2 separate regions of the Homo sapiens genome follow, and region 1 is linked to region 2. Evidence: chromatin loops called from intact Hi-C (ENCODE). Cell type or tissue: sigmoid colon. All regions are shown on one strand. Links, peaks and the distances in the headings refer to the core of each region. The heading gives the core; the rest is flanking DNA.

Region 1 (12,563 bases), core at 1,961-9,960, 140 kb after region 2:
CAGTTTGGAATGTAGACACTAACATAGAAGCACGTAAACAACACTTTATTTTTTCAGTTCACCACTGAAGACAGACAAGACACACACACACACACATACACACACACACACAACCTACCAACATATAAACACCACAGGCAAACTATCTCAAATGTACAATATGTACACATCACCTTTTCAGACCAGACCAGGGAGATGCTCTTAGAAACAGCTTGCTAACAGCCCCTCACATTGCTGTTTAACAATCCGTTCATAGCCCATCACAAAGCCAGGCCTCCAAGGAGATATATTTTACATCTATATGTTAGGTTTCTTCGCCACAACAAGGCTGGATTTTGTGTAATCTTTTCCTCTATATGCTAGAAAACAGATTATGCCATAATTTCTGCAATTTATCATCCCATGAGCATGCGATACATGTGGCATATATGCAAACAGAGTCACAAGCACAAACCCTGGAATAAATGCAGGACGGTGCCCAAGAAAGCACAAGCCACTCCAGATAGGCCTGACTAAAGCTAAAAATAGCCCATAAAGGCATTGTGTCAGCTGCCCTCTCGCTGTCCTCCCTAGAGCGTGCTAATTCTAACCTCCAGTGTTGGTGCTTAAGCTTGAGCCTTTGGTAGCTGTACCTAGGAACCGTTCCCTAATCCAGGAAGCTACTTTCTAGGTGTTGGAATATGCAGAAATCGTTCAACGCACTGCAATTATTAGTCCATTCATGCACACAAATGCAGATAGAGACTGAACCTGAAATTGTGCATTTTCTCCTAAAGCCTGCCATTTGTGCCCTGGGGCACTAGGACCAGCGGAGAGATGTCCCTTTTGGCAAATGGTATAACAGAAACCTCTCAAGTGCTAAGCATGCTCAACTGCCCAAGAACCACCCAGCCAACAGGACTAACTCTTGCCTTACCCTGGCTGGTGTGCAGCAAGAAGTTTCTCAAAGAAGCACAATCTTGTCCACACAGACCCCACTTGAGGTCCCAAAAGATTAAAGGGAGTGCACTCTCATAATATGAGACCCTAGGAAGAATCACAGACACCAATTTGGGGACCAGGGCTGCGAAGAAAATTCTTTCCAATTATCTATTTGGCATTTAGTCTGGCAGAAATATGTGCATAAAGGAAGAGTAACTGGGTTTTCCCAAACTCAGCCCTGCAAGTCATCCAAAAGTGCACCCAAATAAGAAATAGGCTGGGGGTTGTGAACTCACATTCACCTATAACCTACATATAAGCCAACCAAGAGGCAGAAGACTCTATTCTCATCCACCCACACCTCCTCCATGGTGAACCTTCAAAGACCACAGCTGAAATGAAAATGTACACAGACCAACTTTCCCTTAAATCAGACTGTTCAACATGATGGCTAACAACGAACGCACACACAGGCATTCCCCCTAGTTCGGAGAAGCTCCATTTGGCCATTTTACCAAGTTTTTCAAGACAGAGAAATTCTCAGAAGAACTGGCTAGTGACTGTCAGAAGAATGTTAGTGATTTGTGCCACTGGGCCCACCTCTTCCCTCTTTGCTGCAATAACAAGGCCTTTCAGTGGGACCTGCTGGCTCACCTACCTTTCTTCCTTCTTGCATTTTTAAGGTTTTTTGTTTTTTTCCACTCTGGGGCCTTATCCCACATCTCTCCCAGCAGGGCAAACTGCCTTGCACCCAAAAGATAAGTAAATATACTTGCTGTCTATGTCAGTGGCTCCTTGTTCATTTTCTAAGGGTAGATGGCTTCAAAAAGATAAAGTGTTGGGAAGGGTGGGAACATGCAAGACAGGTGTACTACCAGGTGCCCTACTTGAGATGTTACCTAACACCGAGGTCCTTTTGCTCATTGCCCTGCCTGTCTCGGCGAAAGTTAAAGATACTCTTACAGCACGCTGCAAAAGATTAGAGGATCATCACCCCAGCCTTGCTGTGCTCGCCAACATTCCCCCTGGATTCCATTGTGTTCCAAAGCCACATCTGACCTACAGCTGACTTCTGCCTGCAGAGGAGCACACCCTCATCTCCTCACTCACAGCCCTGCCAGACACAAGGAGCCTCAGAAATGCAAAGAGGCAGAACACAAAATTCAGAAAGGGAGCCTTTGTTTCTTTGGTTCTCTGAAGGAAAACACTCTTACCTCACCAACAGGTATGCTCTCTCCTTCCACCTCACCCGAAAGTATCAGCGTCAGCAGATGAAGGGAAGGACTAAATGGCACAAAATCAAAGGAGCTGGCTGTTGTCCAGGGGACTGGAGGTGTAGTCAGCCAAATCAGGTCATTCAGGTCTCAAAGTCGGGGAGAACAGGAGACTTACCCAGCCTGAAGAATCTGTCACCCAGACTTTATCCCCAAAACAACAACTCTCCTACTGGGTTCACCCCACTTTGAATAAAGACCAGATCAAAAGGTACAAAGTGAGAGTGTCCTGCTGTTCCCAGCCATTGCTGGCCATTAGTGGCCGTCAAGACCTATTAGTCAGGAGAGTGACGGGTCTCAAAAGTGCAAAGCACCAGTCAAGTGAACTCATGACACGGATCTTTAAAATCTCCCAGATCTCAAGTCAAAATGAGGACAAAATGGCTGGGCACAGTGGTTCATGCCTATAATCCTAGCAGTTTGGGAGGCCGAGGTGGGAGGATCACTTGAGCCCAGGAGTTCTGAGAGCAACCTGGGCAACAAAGCAAGACCTCGTCTCCACAAAAAGTTTTTTAAAAAAGTAGCCAGGCAAGGTGGTGCACCTGTAGTCCTAGCTACTCCAGAGGCTGAGGCAGGAGGATCACTTGAGCCCAGGACTTTGAGGTTACGGTGAGCTATGATCACGCCACTGTAGTTCAGCATGGGTGACACAGCAAGACCTTAAAGAAAAGAGGATACAGCAATTACAAAATGCACCACGGATCCAATCCTTCAGATGTGCCATTTTTCCAAAACCTGTCACAGGGACTTGGGTTATGAGTATCCAAAGAGGCCCAAAGAAAAAGAACTCACCTCTGTCCCTTTGGGTGCCTGGTCTGTGATCCCAGGTCAATACATGAAAATAATTAGCAAAACCACAGAGGTGAGCCAAGAGACACTACCATGAGGCTTACTCTAGCAGGAGTCTGATTTGATGGCCAAGGGCAGTTTGGGAAAGACAAATGGTCTGGAAATAACAACCAGCAATAAACTTGAGAGAAGTTTCCTTCCCTAGTCTGAGTTCTTTAAAGCAGTTAACAAAAGAGCTTAGCAAATTCCCACCATGTCCCCCATCTCCCTTTTTTTTTTTTTTTTTTGAGACAGAGTCTCACTCTGTCGCCCAGGCTGGAGTGTAGTGGCACAACCTCAGCTGACTGCAACCTCCACCTTCCAGGTTCAAGAGATTCTCCTGCCTCAGCCTCCCGAGTAGCTGGGATTACAGGCACCTACCACCACACCCGGCTAATTTTTGTAGTAGAGACAGGGTTTCACCATGTTGGCCAGGCTGGTCTTGAACTCCTGACCTCAGGTGATTCACCCGCCTCGGCCTCCCAAAGTGCTGGGATTACAGGCGTGAGCCACCACGCCCCGCCCCATCTCCCTTTTTATGAAGTCTCCATAATACTTCCTCCTGTATACCCTAGTGCAGATCTACTTGTCCACATATTAGTCACTAGGCTTGAGACCATACTTATTCTAAATTGTCTCTTTGATTTTTTTTGTTGATATATAATAGTTGTACATATTTTGGGGGTACATGTGACATTTTGATATCTGTGCAGATGTGTAATGATCAGATCAGGGTAGCTGGCATATCTATTGCCTCAAACATTTTTCTTTTGTGTTAGGAACAGTACAATTCTTCTAGTTATTTTGAAATACACAATAAATTGTTAACTCTAATTTCCCTATTATACTAATGAATACTATAACACATTCCTTCTATCTAGCTGTATTTTTGTGCCCCTTCGCCAACTCCTCTTCATCCCTTGAACTTGATTCTTCATTAGAGACCCCGGCACTCTTCCAGGCCACACCTGCAAGTGAGGTGGGCAGCTCTGGGCCCTCCCTCTTCCTTCCTCACCTCTTAGCAGTGCCAGAACTTCCCCTGCCACAACCCAGATTCACACTTTCACCAGGGAAACAAGAGAAAGTACTGGGGGAATGGTTAACTTCAGAGACAGGCTGTTCTCTGGGGTTCGATTTTTTAAATTACGAGCCTTACTTCTATCTGTAGCTCATTTTTTCCAGGAAATGCTTTAGAGTCTGCATGTCATCTTTGGTTATGGCAATCTTACGTATAGGGGACGTAAGTGAAGCAGGATTACTGACCTCATCAAAGAGATAAGTCCTAAGAAAGATAAAGTTACACGGCCTGTCATAACCCAAGGGAGAGGGGACAGGGCAGCTGAGAAGAAAATCACAAACTTCCACTTGTGGTTTCCAGGAGAAGATCAGAGGAGCAGTTTCTCTCCAAACCTAAACTCTTGCTTCAAGAGTATTAAGTAGCCCACACTTATTGCATGGTGGTAGGAGGGACAGGTGGGTAACATTTTCTCCACAATTCCTCAAAAAAGGGTTATTTTCCAGTCTATAGTTCATCTTCTCATCTGCCATGTACATACAAAGAATGACTTAGGATCGAATTTAGGTCCACAGCAAGAAGAATACAACTGCTGAAAAGAGACACTTCGGTCCCCTCACATCTGCTAGAGAGGAAGGTTTCCCCATGCCCCAAAGTAACAAACTTGGCCTTTTCAAACTCTTCTGTATAATTAAACTTCCACGAAGGGCCATCTACTCCCTGCTCTTGAAAGTGAACATTCACCAGCCCACAGCAAACAGTGTCTGTTCTGTGGTCAGACAGACATGGAACTGCCTGTTAAACAAAAGCAGACTGGAGAATTGATGCTCTCTTTCAAGTCTCACCCCAGTCACAAATAATAAGCAACTGTATGAAGGAGCAGATCCCTGAATAGGTTCAAATACTTGAGCGCTGAGTAATAATGCTAGTTAGACTCACTGTACAGTACTTCCAGACTTAGGTTTTTTCCTTTTCTTTCATCTCTGGAAACTTATTCAGAACCACATTAGCTATTCCTTCAAAATTCTGCTGTAAGATGCAAAAGGCATTTGCTATTATCATATAATTGCACTTGGCTCATCTCTCCTATTGTTGAGGCTTGTATTCAATTAAAGTTAAAATAAGAGCTTTTTTGAGCACTGACTGAGTGACCCCAGCCCTGTGAACAACTCAATGGGACAGTGACAAGAGCACTGTGCAGGGAGTCAGCTGACTCGGGAGGCCTAGATTTTAGTTCAGATGGCACCACCAACTAGCCACACGAGCTTGAGCAAGGCCATTAACATCCCTGGCCGGGGGCCGGGGACAGTGGCTCACGCCTGTAATCCCAGCACTTTCAGAGGCCGAGGCAGGAGGATCAATTGAAGTCGGGAGTTTGAGTCCACCCTGGCCACCATGGTGAAACCCTGTCTCTACCAAAAATACAAAAATTGGCCAGGTGAGTGGTGCACAGCTGTAATCCCAGCTACTCAGGAGGCTGAGGCAGCAGAATTGCTTGAACCTGGGAGGCAGAGGTTGCAGTGAGCTGAGATCTCGGCATTGCACTCCAGCCTGGGTGACAGAGCGAGACTCTGTCTCAAAAACAAAAACAAAAACAAACCATCCCCTGGCCTCTGTATTCTCAACTGTATAATGTGGGCACAGAACCAGAAAATCTCTAGCCTCTTCCAGATCCATGTGTTATGGAGGATGTATAAAGGAGGAGGAGAACTAACTTTTTAACAGTATAAAGCACTACATTGGGCAATGTACATATCCCAACAACCCTAAGAGACACATTTTTATTACCACTTCAGATGAGTTAACAGGTTCATGATTAAGTAGCTTGAACAAGTTCAAGTTCAGGAACCAGGATTCATGGGTCTGTCTACTCCATTGTCTGTACTCTTCCCCTAGGAGAATTCACAGCATGGCAGTGAGGTAAAGCCCTTTTCTGAGCACCTTACAATCTCCTGAAGGGAAGTCAGCTTTACAGGTAAGAACCAAAGAACAACATAAGACAGAAGAAAATGTAAGTCAAAATCGAAAGACGTGGTGACTGGAACTACACTGTGGCAACACTAACACCATTGAGCACACTCACCAACTGGCACTCAGCAGGGCAATGCGTCCTTTTTGGGTCATTCAGGAAATGAAGTCGTTTTCCGTATATCTGACTCCCACATACAAAGGGAAAATACCCCCAGGGAGGCCATCAGGCCTCAAGAACTTGCAGATGCATTGGCTACCTCTTTTGTGTCTTCATGGGGGAGTACTTTTCATAAATCATTCATCCACGTAACTGAAGCTTAGCCTTTTAAAACTTAACATTATTCTTATGCCAACCATTTTTGTTAGATATCTTTCCAAAATACATTGCATTCTTTCTTCACTTCTTAAATCTCATAACATGAACTCTGTCTTTCACTTGGAAGTCACAATGATGAACACTAATATGTCATGTGAATCTTCAAAAGGAAGCTATGCTTTCTGAATTCTTGCCTGTTTTTTCTCATTTTTCCTCTGCTATGGTGTTAGAGGAACATGGACCTAGGATGGAACACTGATTCTGACTCTGGCTTGATCAGTTAGGAATGTGATCTCAGGCAAGCTCTTTAAACGCCACAAGACTCAGTTTCCTCATTTGCTTCATGACAAATTTGGATAATGCTCTCTGAATCCCCTCATATTATCTCCACAACACATCTCTCTCTTTCTCTGTTTCTTTCCCTACATTTGCTCTGAAGACTCTCTTCACTAGAGTCGTTCAAAATCAGAAATGTATAAAGTCAGATGGCCGAAATGCTCTCTTCATTCCAGGAAATTAGAACAGGCGAGTTGGGTCAAGCCATCGAGACAGGAGTCAAAAAAAGATGATTCCTTTTGTTATAGGGGAAAATGAGGGAATATCTGAAATAGATTCCTGGAAATCACATAATATTAAAGATGTACATGAGAGATGGTTTAAGAAAAACAAAAATTTGTGTTTATGGATTGTGTGAAAAGCTTTAAAAGGAAAAAAAAAAAAGTTGTATAAGGAGAAGCAACTGACCAGGAAGTAAAAAGCAGGCAAAGAAGGTGTCTAGCCCGAGGCCGGGCAGGATGACACAATCTCTCAGATTTCCAACCGCTTCATGAAGAAGCCATTAAGCACCGGAGGAAGCAAGAAAAACACAAGGAAAAGAAAGGCATCTGAGAAAAACAACAAGGGCCCAAAATGAAACCCATCAAAGACAAAATTTCACCAGAGGACATTAGAGACTGGGGTAAATATGGAAAACTTAGACATTCATTCCACAGTGGGTGGTGGCTTTGTGTGACCATCTGGTTGTCCCCGCTACTTGTGTAATGGCTAGGAAGACCCATCTTCAGAAGAGACCAGGAAGCAGAGGAAATTCAGAACCTCTGCAAGCACTTCTGCCAGCTCTATTCCTGCCTCTCATCTCGGCTTATGTAACAATCCACCAGCCACCCGTCACTTCAAGTTTCCTAATTTTCTTCGCAAAAATGGCTGCACTTTGGAATGCCCTCATAGAAAATACTTTGGAATTAGAGTCCCACAGTAGAGATTCTGGCCTTAGCTTTGCCACTTACAGCCTGCGAGGTCTTAGGCCAATACATCACTTAACCTCTCTGGGCTTCAGTTTCCTCATTTGTAGAATGGAGAGAAAAACTGCATCCATAGAGAGCTGTGAAGAGTAAATGAGATAATGTATATAATGTATATAAAACAGCACAAGGACCAGCATGCAGTAGCATTCAATAAATGATGCCGGTGATGATGATGGAGGAGGAAGAAGAAGAGGAGGAGGAAGAGGAAGAAGGAAAAGGAGAAGAAGAAAGTGTTTTGTAATAAATCACTATATAGCTGTAAGCTACAACTGGTTGTTGTAGAACAACGGCCACTAAAACAGCAGACGAACACCTTTAATTACAGAGAATTTACAAAGTTTCAGAAATGCAAGCATTCTACCGTTTCCTGTAAGCGAAATCCATAGGGCTGAGTGAGCAGTTATGCTCATCTGAGAGTCCACACTTAACACGGGGCAATACCTTTTCTAATCAAGCCCCTCGTCCACACTCTGGGAATTCCAGATCATTTAGACAACGACCAGGCTGAACTCTGTATTTTTACTAAGAAGAAAAGGTTATCAAACAAATTAACAGAGCAAATAAAATGTGTGGTAATATTTTGACACTAAAGGAACAGTTCCAAGCACATCGTAGCACTAGTTTCTACCCAATGGATAATGTGGAACACATTCTTGCCTATTCATTGGAACGTTCCCTGAGATGCCCCAGTAAGCAACACTTTATTAGTTTGGTTCCTGTATGTTTGGAAAATCAATAAAAATGTGTTTGTTTTTTAATAGGCTATAATTCTAACTTTTTACTAATTTAGTCTAGTCTTTCTGTCCCCAAATACTAGGTTTGGCAGTGAACAGTCTTTAAGCTGGGTCCCTTTTGGCGTGGGAACCCTGAGTAAATGCACACTCATTCTATTCAACAAATACACACGGAGATTGGTTCCCAACACACATCTAACAACAAATATGGAAGTGGTGGACCCTTACCTGAAAACAAGCTCCAGGATTGTCTCTAAAGTAGTATTCACATAGAACAAACATGTCATTTCTATATGGCACACCTTACGGGGCTTCATCTGACACTGAATCACTTGGCTGGGAGATCCACACCAAAGGGCAAGTTTTAAAAATTGGTGAAAAAAATGAAACTGCTGTGTGAGTTACTCTCAGCAACCCTGTGCCCCCACCTTGCCCCCAGCTCTTTCCTGGTGTGCACAAATACAGCTGCACTCAGAGGAGCAGAATGTGACTTAGCTCTACCTGCCTCTGGTGCTCACATCTGGGGTATTTTTTGCCCTTGACTTACTTATCCTGAGCAGGATAGCTACTTCTCTAGGGCCAGCTGCCACATTTTTAGCTTTGACTGTTTGAAACAGGGAGCTTACTACACAGAAATTAAAGTATAAATAGGATTGTCTGACCCTTGATAAAAGAGCCTACGGCCCACCCAAGGATTCCTCAAAGGAGTCCTAACAGCAGATAGGGGGCCTTCAGCCCAAAACAGAACTTGCAGGCCTTTGTGCACTGTAAAAAATATATATATATACATATATTGATGCAAATAGTGGTGCCAATACAAGTCCGTCAGGCCCTTCTTCTCTCATCTCCTCCCTCCTACTACTTCCTCTTCTCACACCTGACCAGACCCCAGTGGCCCATTTCTACCCCCACATACCATCTTCCTTGGCACATACCCCCGTGCCCTCAGACCAGCTGGCTTGTGATTAAAATGGACCAAGCTAGGAAGTGCCAGAGAGAGCGAAGCCTATTATATCGAGTTTCCTTGGCCTTTTATAGGGACACACCATGAACCCAGAGAATGCAGTGGCCTAAGAACCTGTAGGCCTGTGTCCTCCAAACCTGGCTCACTCACCCATGGGTTGAAGCAAACCCCTTAGCTCTCTGGATCCCCTCCCTGTAAAAAATAGAGGAGGTTGGCCCAGGGGATCTCTAAGGTCTCTCAACTCTGAATGTTTGAAAGTTCCCTGATTCTATTGTCAGAAAAACTGGGGGGCACTTAGAAGCCTGCTAATCTGAACCTGTTAAAGCAATTCCTTAAGCCCCTTTGTTGTACCTTTTCCTCAATTTCCTTCTTTGTTATTTTTGACACAAAAGCAGTTTTTGAGAATTTTATCAAAATAATAAAACATTACGCTGGACGCAGTGGCTCACACCTGTAATCTCAGCACTCTGGGAGGCTGAGGCGGGCAGATCACTTGAGGTCAGGAGTTCAAGACCAGCCTTGCCAACATGGTGAAACCCCCATCTCTACCAAAAGCACAAAAATTAGCCGGGCATGGTGGCGGGCACCTGTAATCCCAACTACTTGGGAGGCTGAGGCAGGAGAATTGCTTGAACCTAGGAGGTAGAGGTTGCAGTGAGCCAAGATCGCACCACTGAACTCCAGTCTGGCGACAGAGCGAGACTCTGTCTCCAAAAAAAAATTATAAAACATTATTGTATCAAAATTCTATTAATAAGCATTTGAGGACAGACCCCCCAGGAGTGCTCTAGCCCTCTCTAAGGCTGTAGTGGGCCCTATTGAGTGCTTTCTGCAAGCAAGCCAGTGGATGAAAGTGTTACGTCACCCTGAGGTTACACGCAGACAGAAAGAGGAAAGGGGGCTGGCCTCCTCCCACCTCTCACTTCATTCACATCAGCAAACATTACTGAGAAATATTTCTATGCCAGCTGCCAAGCTAACTACTAGGACACCAAGATAATCATCACTAAACCCAAGGAGCCCAGAGTCCAGAAGGGGAGCTCGAAAGAGTCTCCCAGTTAGTAGCAAAATTTTAAAAACCAGATTTCCTTCTGCTATGAAAGCTGACTGATACGGACAGCAGGGAAGGAGGGGACTAGAGACACTGTGTGACTCGTTTTTGGATTCTGGTTAGTCCTGGCCCACTAACAAGCTGTGCCAAGCCTGACAAGGGACCGTGTCTGCTAGGCCACAACCACCTTCCGCTGCAACTTGGTCAAACTTAGAACTGAAGAGGTGACTTGAAGGTGAAGGCTGATGATGGAAAAGACAGCCTCTTCCTTCTTCCTGTGACCAGCACAGTCAGCCAGGCAATCCTCTTTAAAACAATTTGACTTTTTATAGAGAGTTGATCCTTTCCTTCCATTTAAACGACCCCAAATGGTCAGGAATTGAAGCATTTGAACTTCCATGACAACAGTGCCACAACCTTCAAGGGTTGTAGGACAGACCCCCCCAGGAGTGCTCGAGCACTCCTGCTTTCTGCAAGTCGCGTGTAGAGAAACAATAAGGCTCAGTGAGAGTTTCAGTGCCCTTGGAGTAGTCAACCTCTCTTCTACCGTAAAAAGTGTGTGTCTGATATTAACTTCCCCAGGCGATGGGAGCAAACTTACACAGTGCAAAAGAAACAGAAAAGCCCTTATCAGGCATTCATTGCGAGCGACCACCACATGAGCCATCTTTACAAAGGCGTCACTGATTGACCAATTCAGAAACTTTCACCTTGGAAACTCCACCCAAATCGGACACTACTCTTTTCTAGCAGAGCAGGCACTGCTCAGAAATAAACAAAGTACTTCCCTCTGTGGCTGCATCTCACCAGCCGCTGAGGAACTGTCTGCCTGCTGACCCGCTACTTGTAAGGAATGAAAGCAAGTGAGGACGGTTTCAGGAGTGGAGAGGAGGACTGGGAAAAACCTCTCCACAGTGAGAGCCTTTTGTGTCACAGGAGTTCGGTATATCAGGTTCATCAGCTCATCCTTGAAAACCTCTGACATTCGTTCTTCACTACACAGAAAAGCATATTGTTTACTGGACTCTAGAAGCAAGCAACTTGCTTGTGGGTTACCAGCAAACATTTTTTATTATGCAGTCACCGTACCACATCCCAAGGACTAAATGAAACGCAGCACACATCACCAGAACATTTCAGATGACCTGGAATAATCCCAGTCCTTGATCTCTAGTGCTTATTATTGGAACACTGAATTAAACAAACTCCATGGAAAGATACTCTTCACATACGTTCACCTAGACACATGCAGTCTAAGCAAATACATACTCGTTCCATAAAGAACGATCCAAAATAAAAGTGATTCTTTCCTTTCTGGTAAAGAACATTAAATCTATTTTAATTACATAGAAGTACACAGTAATGAAAAGAGGCACCCTGAAAGAACTGAGTTGTAAGCAATAAGGAAAAAAATGATATGCAAATTACAGACAATTTTCATGTTGCATTTAAGAACGCGTTTTGCTTGGGATTGGTTCTGTATGTGAGTAAGGCAAGGGACTGTTGTACTCTTTTTCCGACTGGAGCACAATGAAACAAACCACTCAGTAGCAGTCTGCAGCCAGCACACCACCATAAGCCCATCAAAACGGTGGGGATGCAGTATAGAAGAGGATCAAGAAACGTCACAGAAAGCATTGTTTTTTGTTGTTTTTGCCCTAAAGTTACTGATCTGTAGTTGGCAGATTTTCCTGATGTCGGGTTTATTGCCACTGAGCCAAATACAATTTATTTATTGAATATCCTACTATTTAGTTACCTCTATGTTATGAAGCGTCAAATAAATTAGATTATCTATACCGCAGGATTTTCCTGAACTCTGTGTAGAATCTAATTTATACCGCAAAAGAAACTGGTTTTGAAGTATTAATATCAAAGTACCCTAAGTTCTTTAGTGTGGCACGCCCCATGCCCACAGACATACATACTGCTACCTCCAGTTATGTACAAACACAAAAGCCTAAAAGTTCCATTAGGCATTTTTGTGAGGCAAAAACAAAGAAGCCCAAACCACCTTTTGATTTCACATTAGCCTATCCTCAAACCCATGAATATCTTTTCTGATAAGAAACACCAAAATGTGATTCTAATTATAAAAAACCTAGTAAGCACGTATGATGAACTACTGCGTTTCCCCTACACAGACTCTAATTGAAAGGCAGTGTTAAACCAGGAAGGGTTTTTC
Region 2 (12,563 bases), core at 3,121-11,120:
TTACTTAAATTTTGGGGTTACATCAATATTAAATAAGCTTTTACATTCCAGCCATAGGAAACACGTCCAAAATGTAGAAAATAGGCCTAATTACCCTAAGTCATAGCCAGAGAGTTACCTCTTGCATTAAATTAGATAACTTTCTTTAAAAAAGTTTGCCTCGTTCTTTTAAAGGCCAATGTCAAAGCTACAAAGAATTGGTCAGCTGAGAGGTCTATTTTGTTCCCTTCCAGTTAATTTATGTTTCTCTGTTCACGTATTTGCCATCCGGATGCTGGGAGTCTCCTTAGAATTACACTTTAAAAAGTCACATGGGATGAGTGAGGACAAATTTTCGATGAATAAAGCTCACTTTTGCTTCACCTATATTTTTGCTTTTAATTTTAAAACCATGATGTAATTATACTACTTTGGAGGGCGGACTAAACCTAGTATTATCTAGAAAAGTCTCAGAAAATGTTTGCTGCAAACTATTCTTGCTTTTTAATTCTTGTTTTAAAAATATGAGACAGGGTCTGGCTATGTTGCTGAGACTGTGAGACTGGTCTCAAACTCCTGGGCTCAAGTGATCCCCCCAACTAAGCCTCCCTATTAGCTGGATTACAGGTGTGTGCCACCATGCCCGGCTACTTTTTAATTCTTTCTGGGGAGTAACTGGTCCCCCTTTCTGGGGGGGTAACTTCATTCTCATGAAGAATATTTTACATTTTGAAGTCCATCTGCAGCAACATGGGTGAATCTGGTGCACATTATGCTAAGTGAAATAAGCCAGTAATGAAAAGATATATATTACACGATCTCGCTTACATGTGGAATCTAAAAGTTGAACTCAAGCAGAGTAAAAGAAGGGATGCGGGTGGGGAGGTGTTGGTCAAAGGATACAAAACGTCAGTTAGATGGGAGGAATAAGCTCAGGAGATCTGTTGTATAACACGGTGATTATGGTTAATAACACTGTGTATGTTTGAAAATTATGAAGATGGTAGATTTTAAATGTTCTCACCACAAAAAACAGGTATGTGAGTTAATGGCTATGTTAATTAGCTTGATCTAGCCAGTCCACATGTATACATACATTAAAATATCATGTTTTATGTATGTATACCATAAACATATGACTTTTATCTGCCAATGAAAAATTAATTAAAATTTAAAATGTGATGGGGATGGGAGGTGAGATGGATGATGAATAGGAGGTGGGATAAGAAGGTCAGGTTACTTTTCCATGACCCAGAAAATGGCCTGGGATATTTTTCAGTCCTTAGATGTCCACTCCCCTTTCCTATGTCTGCCAGAGACTTCCAAGGTCATATATATTATCAGATGTAAATTGCCACCAGCTGAGACTTTAGATTTTTGAAACTCAAATATAAGCCCTGCTCTTCAGAGATGGACTCCATAAAAGCACTGAGTGAAGGCTGTAAAGAAACATCAAGAGCCTGGGCAACATAGCAACACTTTGTCTCTACAAGTAATTGTTAAAAATTAGCAGGGCATGGTGGTATGCCTGTCTGTCCCAGGGACCCAGAGGCTAAGGCAGGAGGATCACTTGAGCCCAGGCCATCGAGGCTGCAGTGAGCAGTGATCATGCCACTGTACTCCAACCTAGGCAATAGGTTGTCTCAAAAAAATAAAAAATAAAAAATAAAACACACACACGCACACACATCAGGCACTTGAATGCAAAGTAGACGTGCCCAGTTTGGGGACCAAGAAGGGGAGTATGAGGTATTAACGAGGACTTCATTTCGTAATGGCATTGCAGCACAAGAATGCATGGTTCTCCTGTTGGTTTTGATTGTGCTTATCAATTGGATTTATTAACCTCTTTTTTCGTAACAGTTCCATAACGTTTCCCTAATGCTTTTAGGGTCACATGAAGGTATGTCAAAGAGCCACGGGTTCTCCTCTCCTCTCTTTCATACTTAAGTTGGGATGGAGAAAGACCACCAACTCCAATGCCTGGATTCTAGAAGCTAATCAAGAGATTCCAAACAGTTGGTGGGGCTACAGAGGGCATGGACACTTCATGTGTGCTTATGAGGGACTGGGGAATGCACATGGATAATGTGACAGTGACTGTTTTTAGGAGCCCTAGGAAAGCACCGGGAAGGCTGTGAAAGATGGATGGCAGTAAAGGAGGTTGGGCACAGTGATCTTGTTCTGCACTAGACATCTAGTTCACTTGCAAAGTTGTGAACCTGTATGAGCCCATTCTCTCCTCGGGCTACATGGATAAGAATGTCTGTGGGTAGCTGTCTCCTCTTCTTCCTCTCCCCTCCCCCTCTGCCTTTAGTTAATTGCAGCTGTGGTCAAGGGACTGCAGCCAAAAGTCCCACAATGCACTCCTCCACAGGAAGTTCCCAAGATCTCTTCCTGAACAGGAAATTTCCTGTGGTCCAACAGACATTCCTCTCAGCGTTTATCACTCACATACATTTGTTTTGGCAGATACTGGGTCTTGGGTAAGAACAACAAGCAACGGTTGGAGGGAAAGCTACCTTAGAGAAAAAAATGCAGTTATTGTCAGGGGAAGAAAGTGTGACTGAATTAACTCCTATCTCCAAGGAAAACAAATACTAGCAAAATGGACTCAAGAGATCTGAAATGTGTGAGAATGTAAATACCACTCACACAGCTATGCAACACTAGGGATTTTATTTGTAACTCAAAGTGAAGGTAGGCAGGCTTTTTGGGGGCCAACTTCAAAGCATTTAGAAATACTCTTGTAAAATTTTCATTTTTATAAATGTCATGGCTACAGAGTGATTGAGATTTTACATTTTTTCTGCTGTTTCTTTATATATGTGCCCTAACGTAACTTATTTCCTCATTACAGAATCATTTCAATCTCTCCCACTTCTAGACACTAGCATTCCCCTTTCCTGAAGAGGAAAGAGCTACCCACGTGGCTCGCAAGCTAGTATTTCACATTTGTGTTGCTTCTCCATAGTGGAGTCTACACTTTCAGGGGCTCTAAGAGGTGGTATGAGAAAAATGTAAGTACTGGGGCATGACCAGCATGATTTTCCCTTGTAACTGGTCTTTCTGCCCCCGATCTTATAATCCATCCCTCAGCACATCACTTTCCTAAAATCCTTCAATGGCTGCCCACCAATTTGGAGGTCTTTACTTTTAATTTCCTTCATGGCCCAAATTAAACTTTCTCCTCTCCTAAGTCAACTGCTTCTCTTCTGTGGCGCAGTGACATGAAACACACTCCAATCACCCTACGTTCTAATTTGTTGGTTACTTATCTGTCTTCCCCAACGAATTACAAGTTCCTTGAGGTCAAGAACTATCTTATTTGTCTTTGGAATCCCAGTACAAAGGATTGTGCCTGATACATAATAGATAGTTGATAAGTTTTCCTTGGAAAGATAATCTCAAAATCTTATCCTTGTATGGTAATAAAAAACAAAGGAATTTCCTTTTGTTTCTATCATCACATTCCCAAATAAACCCATCACACAAAACTATCTTATATTATAAGCATTCTAGCAATCTAGTAACAACCTACAAGAACCACGGAACTAAAATCTTTTCCTTCAAATCACACAAACTTGGAATGTCCACTTTCTCTGGTATGAGAGATTTGTGCATACCATAAGTCCTATTTATTTTACTTGGGTTTTAGCTGCAGTGAGATGCTTGGCTGTCTGCCCCTACGGCCCAGAACCTTTCCAGTTAGGCTTACTTAACCCTCCTTTACTTTGAAGTTCAGCTCCACCCAGACTCCGGGACCAGGCCTACCCTTTATCAAGAGGAAGCTTGGGACCAGTGGTTCAGGGAACCAGTATTGAGTCACTCCTGCTGGCTTTTCTGTGCCCTTGTCTGCCACCTAAAAACAAGCCTTTGCTGTAATGGGATGCCTATCTTGGTTCCTACCCAGCTCTGTCTTCCAGTCCTTCTCAATAACAGAAGTCCTATGACCGAATCCCAGTCTCTGTGGCTGGATTTCTGCTCCTTGAGCTCTTTGTTTCTAAGGTTAATGCTGGATGCCAGCTCTCAACTGCCAACAGCCTGCCACCTTACCACATTCACCAACGACTGGCAGCCCTGGCCCTCCTCCCACTATCTGGTACTGAAACTTCCCTATGACCCTGACTCTGTGGGTACAGCCGAGGTTTTGGAACTGTGAATTTCTTAAAGAGAGTAACTTTTCATTTCTGTGTTCCCAGTGCCGGGACTATTGCTAGGTACACTGTCTGAATAAAAATAATGGTGTTTGAAAGAATGAATGGTCTCAAAATGGAGAGGCATGATTAGATCTGTTAGGGACATCATAGTAAAGGACCAACAAATTATTTCTGGGTTCTTTAGAGGAGAAAAAGAATCTTTCATTGAAGAAAGGACATCTAAATGCCTCTCGACAAGGAGATAAAGCTCTACTTTAAGAAATTACCCTAGGCCAGGCATGGTAGCTCATAGTGAGACCTTGTGTCTACAAAAATTTTAAAAATTAGCTGAGCATGGTGCGGCATGCTTGTGGTCCCACATACATGGGAAGCTCAGGTAGGAGGATTGCTTGAGCCCAGGAGGTGGAGGCTGCAGTGAGCCATGTTCATGCCACTGCACTCCAGCCTGGGTGACAGAGAGAGAACCTGTGTCAAAAATCAAAACACACACACACACAAAAAAAAAAAAAAGAAAAGGAAGAAATTATCCCTTAGTGCTATTCAATGTCTTAAAAGAAAGAGACAAGGAAAGTTTATAGAGAAGAAACCTGTCATTGCACAGCCTTGGTGTCCTTGATCGGCCCCACGCATGGACAGTGCACAGCGGAAGCTCTGGTTTCAGTGGTAGATGATGTATAAGAGTAAGAGGCGCCTTTAGGATGGCCAGTGTCTTTAATGCCCCTAAACACTTGGGAGGGCTGGCTGGTGGTTTCCACTATTTTATTTGTATCTCATTGGGTTGAGAGTCAGAAGGTCTGAGCTCCAACATTCACTCTGCCATTGACAAGCTTGATGACCCTGGACAAGTCATCTGTGTCTCCTCATCTGTTATGGGCTGTTGGAATGATAAATGGCACGAGGCTGCCACATTACAGGGTGAGTATGAATATGGCACATAACAGGTAAATACGAATCTTGGCCGAGGACCAGATGATGATTAATGCAATGTTGTTTTTTTCCTTTCCGGCAAGAAAAGGAAAAGCCTAAAGCTCGATCTACTTTCTTGTCTCAAATGCATCATAACTAGTCCTTTTCACTTAAGACTCACTCACAATGTACTTTCCTGCTTGACTGGACAGTGGCTGAACTGGAGGCTGAGGTGTCTGTATTTTATCTACGTCAAGTGAATGCTTCATTCAGAGGCAAAGGGAAAAATCTAAAGAATGTGGCCAAGGTAATTTGAGCTTCATCAGTGAGGGAATGGATTTGCTGTGACCACTCAGATCAAATTCATGATGTTATTTTGCTAGGCTTTTTGAAGCTGAGCTAACAGATAAGGGTGGCAGCCTCCTTCCTCCCCTCTTGGCTAACATTTACTGAGTCCTTGCTGTGTGACAGACACTGTACTAAGTGTTTTACATTTATATTTTCACTTATTTCTTCGAACCACCCTATGAAGTGGACACTATTCTTAACCCCATTTTATCTAGGTCTTTGGAGAGGTTAGGCAACCTTCCAAGTTGCTCAGAAGTAGGAAGTAGCAGAGCCGGAACTGGAATGTTATTGCCCACTGTACAATATTACCTTTCTGTATACCATGGAAACTGCACCTTGTTCTCTGGAATATGAATGGGTTTGGCCCATGCCTTCCATGGGTGGAGATGTAGTGGTGAAATCGATGTGGACAGAAGCCCTGGAGGGCACGCCAGTAAGTGACAAGCTGAACTTCCAAAGACTGCATGAATGGTTTTTAGGAAATCAATCATTAAAGTGCTACATAATCTATCATGGTTCCCAATGATGACTGAAATTGTTCACTTTGGCTCTATTGGCCTGGTTTCCTTGGAGGGTGCCCCTCCTCCATGCATCGTCCCCAAGGCCAGAACAGCTGGTGCTCTTTGCTAACTGGGCACCAGTTCCAAGGATAGGGAATCAGAGGCAGAATGTTTTGTGAGGAAGGCCCGGTGCTGGGGCACTCCGGCCACCAGCGGACTGACAGAGCCCCAAGCTCTTCAACTTCAGGGCTTTCTCTAAGTTATCCCAAGTTTAATATTTTAAGTATATTCTGCTTTAACCAAATAACAGTTCCTGCTTTATTTTTATAAATATTATATGCTGAGGTCCAATTTGAAGGAAGCAATCTTAGAAGTTAAAAGTAAGGCACAGATCCAGCTTACATTGAATGAAACAACTAAAAGCAAATATGCACATATGCCTTGTACTCTTAGACTATCCCTGAACAGACTTTAAAAATGGATTAGGCGAGTATCACAGTATTTGTGACTCTTACTAATGGCATGCCATGGACATCAGAGAAAGGCTGTTACGGTCAGTTCAACGGTCACAAAACAAGACATGTAAGATGAATTATTAAGTTTTGTGGGCAGTTACAACGGAAGTAGAGGACATGGTTCTTTACTTTGAAGTATTTACCACCAAATGAGAAAGAGAAAACAAATAAATGTATGCCTCAATGGCAAATCTCATTGATGTCTGCATGGAATGATAACTAGAGACTTTATTTCTGGGAACCACCAAGTAAAATAATGGTTTTCTCCTGCCAAAATGCAGACTTCTACTAATCCCCACAAATCTGAAATGACTGGTTTATCTTGCATAGCCATAAAAAATGGGCACTGATAGAGTATAAAAGGAAAATACCTCAAGAGATAAAAAACTCAGGTGCAAGGAAACCCACAGGTATGACAGTCAGGTGTCTTGCGTCAAGCTGACCTCTCTGCTCACTGAGTATCTCTCCCTTGATTCCACAGCTAGCACCAGGAGGCTATTTTTAATCACCAGGCTTCAGACAGCTGAGTCTAGTTAGAATAAGATCTCTGAGTACGGAGGCAGCAGAGAGGCGCCAAACGCCTGGAGCGTGCACTAGAAAACCTGCTTGTGCCCAAGCAGCTGAACTGAGAAAGAACACAGCCCTAAGATCACGGACCAGAATGGTCAAAATAGCCCCAGGTAAGGGTCAGGCAGAGGTCGGTTTCATAGGAAGCATCTTCCTTGTCTTTGAGCTTAGCCAATGTCCAGTTCCAAGAGCTATTTTAAGTGCACTCTTAAAGCTGCTTCTATCCTCACGCCCACACTAAGGTCCAGGATGGAGAGAGAGAAAGAGAGAGGCTGATTGATCGACTGGGCTTTACTGCTCCTTCTCTGACTTCCGTGGGTTCCCATTGTGCCTCTAAGAAAGCAGGATTCAGCGGGCGTCAGTGCTGTGGGCTATATTTATACCCATCCAGCTGCCCGGTTGCTGAGCTTTTCACATTTACAAACAGCAGGAGTACAAGACGCCTTCCAGAGGGACTATTTTCTCATGGTATTTATTCTAGATTTCTCTGGGATGATCTCAGCATTCATATCTTTTTGATGAAGAAAAAAAGAAAAAGGGGGAGGAAAATAAACAGTAGGTGGACACAGTTCTCTGCTGCTGAGGCAAGAGTATTTTCTTCTACACAAAAAAGGAGAACGCTGCCTTCCTGGCTTTCTTTGCCATGCAGCCAGGTTTATGCCTGGGAAATACAAGTAAGAGTCACATAGCGCTACGCAAGGTAACTAGGAGTACAGGCACCTACTCATCCTTGATCTTTCTTTCCTGCCTCCTGAGCGGCAAAACAGAGCACATATACTAAGAGAAGGGAGGCATCCCACCAGCTGTAGAGTCCGACCTGGGTTGAATCCTAGCTGATAGTGGTAGCCACTGTTCATCTGTGTGACCTTGTGACCTTAATTTACTGGAGTTCTCTGAACCTCATCTCTCCTAGTGGCCCCCAAACAGAGTGACCATTGGTTTTGAATGAGATGGTGTGTGGAAGGAACAGCATGGCTTTCTTTGTCTAATAACTAAAACATCTTCTATAACCTTGCCCAGTCCAGGACATAAAGTCCTATGGGCCAGGCACCTGTGGTAAGCAGCACCAGGCAATACAGCAACATGGTTAAATGAACAGGGGAGCTCCACCACTCATGAGCAAGCTTGCCGTTGGTGCCTCAGTTTCCTCATCTTAAATTGGAGGTAATAACAGAAACTTCTCAAAGGGCTCTTGGGAGGATAAAATGAGCTAGCAGATGTAAAGTGCTTAGGACAATATCTGCCACAGTTAGTGCTGGGTGAGCTTTAGCTATTATTACTGTACCAACTGAAAGCTCCGATATCAGTCACCATTGTTCCAACACTAGAGTATACAGAGAATATGTTAAGGTTTTTTTTTTTTTAAATTAAAGAACTATTCCTTAAAAACAGACATTAAAGCTTTAAAAATGTAAACATTAGTGGATGTGAATTTCGTCATTCTTCAGTTTTTCATCTCCCACCCCTCCCGTAGCCCCCTAACTAAAATTTCTGTTAAATTATTTTTCCAACACTGCTCTAGTTAAACAAGAAGTTGCTATTAATAAAGTAAGTTGCTCAAATAAAGTAACCATTTAGAACCTTCTGGGTTGCATACATGGAAATAAAACTTAATGCTTTTTATTTCCTCCTTTTTCTGCCCCTTAGCTCAGCTGCAAATAAGAATTGTTTGGTTTTACAGTAGATGAATGAAAATTGAACCCCATTAGCAAATGGGACCTGACACTGAAAGAGGATTAATTTTTTTTTTTTTTGAGATGGAATCTTGTTCTGTTGCCCAGGCTGAAGTGCAGTGGCACAATCTCAGCTCACTACAACCTCCACCTTCCGGGTTCAAGCAATTCTCCCACCTCAGCCTCCCGAGTACCTGGGATTACAGGCGTGCGCCACCACGCCTGGCTAATTTTTGTATTTTTAGTAGAGACAGGGTTTCACCATGTTGGCCAGACTGGTCTCGAACTCCTGACCTCATGATCCACCCACCTCGGCCTCCCAAAGTGCTGAGATTACAGGCGTGAGCCACCTCGCCTGGCCGAGGATTAATTTTTAAATGTAATCCGTCTCAGAGTTGTGTGGGTCCTATTCAGGATTTTGTCTAAAGTAAATTCTTAGCTAGCTCCGGCCAACACTTCAATGTCTGTCACTGGGAGAGCAGGAACAAAATGCACATCCACACCAGCCTCTTCTGCTCATCCTCCTATCCAGGTAAAATCTGACTGAAACAAAGGGGCAAAACATCATAAAGAAAGGGGGCAACATACTGCCTAAGTGTTCTGTACAGAAGGAGGGCCCAGCATAGTGCCTTGGTTTCCAGGTGTTCTATACATTTATACTACACGTGTATATTGATTTATCTATTTGCTGTGGATACAGGCTTTGCTTTTAGCCGCAGCTCTCAGAGCTGGCTCCTTGCTTCATCTTGCTGTCTTTCTAAATGACCATCAGTGATGTGTACGACCCTCCCAACGGGGTTCTCAAAATGTCTCACTTCTTCTCCAGAAAATGGAAGCTCTGTTTTGCTACTGCACCCACCCTGAAGATTAGTAGGCCCAAGGTGGGAAATGAAATCTTTTTTTTTAAACGACCACCAGGTGAATCTGTTGTGCAGCTGGGTTTGAGAAACATTAGATAAAACTCTTGGAAAATTTACAAGTATTATTAAAAAAAAACAGCATATAACAATATCAATGAACACTTATATAGTAGTATGTGTCAGTTATTATGTATTCACATATTGATGTCTTTATTGAATTAAAGGGGTCAGTGTAAAAACAAAAATATAACTATCTGGGTTCTATCCAGATTCTTCCATAGATTTCTTGTAACAAAGGAGATATAGCAATTTGTTTTCATCAACTGGACACGAATACAAAGCTACAACTACTTGTCCCTTATGCACGACCTTACAGGAATCTTTATGGGCCACACGTGTGACTCAAGTTGTACTGGTCTAAGGGTAAAAAGACTATCAATAGTGACAACAATTTCAATGGACAAAGAGCTTTCCTCCTGAGAAGCTCTAGTTTGACATACACATGAACACGTATTTTGGACAACATCCCTATGGCAGGAAGACTGTCAACATTCATCAGAGGAGGAAGTTAATTTTAGCTCTGTTCTCGTTCCCCCAAATCCTCTAAAGTAACAGTGAAGAGATTTTTAAGAAGGCACAAATCTACAAGGACAAAGACACCAGAAGAGATAAGGGGGTGGAGGGAGGGGAGAAAAAGAAAGAAAAACAAACCAGAAACTTGAAAGCAGAAGAACCGGTGGTAATTTACTTAGCAAACCCAAGAAAGCGGAATTCTAAACTCATAGTAAGGAAAGATGTGATATAACCAAATTCACATGGCAGAATCCGTGAAAGGATTGGGGACTGGTGTCACTAGTTACATGTGAAAATCTGGACAGTCGAGTCACGGCTCCTCCCCTACCATGGCAGATTAGAAGCTTAAGCTCTGGCCGGGCGCAATGGCTCACAGCTGCAATCCCAGCACTTTGGGAGGCCAAGGTGGGCAGATCACTTGAGGTCAGGGGTTCCAGACCCACATGCTGGCCAACATGGTGAAAGCCCGTCTCTACTAAAAATACAAAAATTAGCCGGGTGTGGTGGCGCGCGCCTGTGATCCCAGCTACTAGGGAGGCTGAGGCAGGAGAATCGCTTGAATCCAGGAGGTGAAGGTTGCAGTGAGCCAAGATTATGTTACTGCCCTCCAGCATGGGCAACAGATACTCTGTCTCAAAAAAAAAAAAAAAAAAAAGTTTATCCTCTGGTACCAAAATGACTAGGTGGAATTAACGGAAATTATATGAAAGATTAAAAGAACATGCATATGTTGACCACTGTGCTCACTGTGCCCCCTACCCCTTCTTCTCCCACTGTGCTCCTAGGAGGTTGGCAGCTAGAATCTACCCTCCAGGATGGCTACTAGAAGAGTCAACCATCTCTTGGGAATCTAAGCAGCCAAAGACAAAAGACCTGGAGATATTTACCCAATGGCATCCCAAGGAAATGTGTGGGCAGGCCACCCTAGAGAGCACGTTCACCCAGGCACGGAGAACTTGCCTTCAGTGCTTGAGGGGTCCATCAACTCTCAGAAATGGGCAGACATGCAGGGATCACCAGACGTTTGAGTATAGAAGGCAGACAGCAAAACAAAGACCAAAACCAGACAAAGGCAACGTGGGGAAAACAGACAACTCAGGGAAAGAAAAATATCATCCAGAGAGAAATAAGATATTGCAACTATGAAACAAAAACAAGATGCTATAATGAAGAACAAGTCGAACAAAAAAAGTACTTGAATATTAAAAGTATGATATCAGAAACAAAAAAAAAAGAAGTGCTGACAAAAAAGGTTGAGGAATCTCTCCAAGAGGAACTTAAAATATTAAGAGGTGAAAAATAAAGATAATTATTGGACCTACATCCTAATAATGGGAGTTCTGGAGAAAGAATGAAGAAAACAGGAGGACAGTTCCCAGAATGAAAGGAAATGAATATCCAGATTGAAAGAGCATCAGGATTAGCACAGACCCAGACTAAGGCACATTACTGTAAAACTGCAGAATCTGGGGAATAAAAAAATGCTTCCAGGGAACAATAAGTCAACAAACAAAGGTTTATGCAAAAGATTAAAGATCGGAATGGCATGGTCTTCTCAACAATGGCACTGAAAAAAAATGCAATGGAGTGCTACCTTCAAAATTCTGGGGGAAAATTACCCCATGTCTAAAATCATACAGTAAGACAAATAATCTATCAAGTATGAGGAAATAATCTATCAAGTATGAGGAAAGAAGAAAGACATTCTTCAGACACGCAAGGTCTCAATAAAGTTGCCTCCCCCCTACCCTTTCTCAGGAAGCTATTGGAAATTGTCCTCCATTAAGGCCAGAATTCAGGAAAGGGACTCACACCCGAAGGAGAGAAAAAGTGAACAAAGGTCATAGCTGGGCACCAAGCTGAAGCCCAGACCGAAGCAGGTAGAAGCTCTTGCTTCAAGGCTCATCACACCTATGGCATCTGAACTACTGAGAGGAGAGTGAGGCAGGGCGGATGAATTAGTGAAGGAGATAAAAAACCAAGTAAGAAGGACATTAAAACAAGAAATACGATCGTGGCTCACCCCTGTAATCCCAGCACTTTGGGAGGCTGAGGCGGGCGAATCGTGAGGTCAGGAGTTTGAGACTAGCCTGGCCAACATGGTGAAAACCCGTCTCTACTAAAAATACAAGAAATTAGCTGGGCATGGTGGCTGGCGCCTGTAATCCCAGCTACTCGGGAGGCTGAGGCAGGACAATCGCTTGAACCTGAGAGGCAGAGGTTGCAGTGAGCAGAGATCACACAACTGCACTCCAGTCCGGGCGACAATGTGAGCCTCTGTCTCAAAACAGCAACAACAACAACAAAAACAATAAATATACTATAAAAGCATCATTATCAACTCCAGGGAAAAAGAAAAGTGACTGGAAAAGAAGAACCATAAAAGAGTAGGTGACTCAGCTTCAAATGGCACTTATATAATCTTAATATGTAAACACTAAATTGTTCTGTCCAAAATTATGATTACGAGGATGCATCTATG

Evidence for each region. A loop is a pair of places that touch in the nucleus more often than their neighbours do. Peaks named below come from ENCODE experiments on the same cell type or tissue, not always from the same donor. Only the 100,000 strongest peaks of a DNase experiment are listed, where the experiment ranks them.
Region 1: it touches region 2 in a loop (2.4-fold over the local background); 21 of 110 quality-filtered maps call a loop at or near these places.

Annotation. Positions count from the first base shown.
Region 1 is chr12:11,651,307-11,663,869 of GRCh38, reverse strand. All of the region lies in intron 1 of ETV6 (ETS variant transcription factor 6), which reads right to left. Among named protein-coding and RNA genes, the nearest start is that of ETV6, 7.9 kb to the right of the region's middle. RefSeq lists enhancers at 9,076-9,235, 10,667-10,716, 11,047-11,156. In sigmoid colon, for the core only: no CTCF peak of the experiment used is centred there; no DNase peak of the experiment used is centred there; H3K27ac peaks cover 757 bases.
Region 2 is chr12:11,788,853-11,801,415 of GRCh38, reverse strand. The region is part of intron 2 of ETV6 (ETS variant transcription factor 6); the gene reads right to left. Among named protein-coding and RNA genes, the nearest start is that of ETV6, 150 kb to the right of the region's middle. RefSeq lists enhancers at 5,147-5,835, 5,836-6,524. In sigmoid colon, for the core only: no CTCF peak of the experiment used is centred there; DNase peaks (open chromatin) are centred at 6,975 and 7,330; H3K4me3 peaks cover 793 bases; H3K27ac peaks cover 2,747 bases.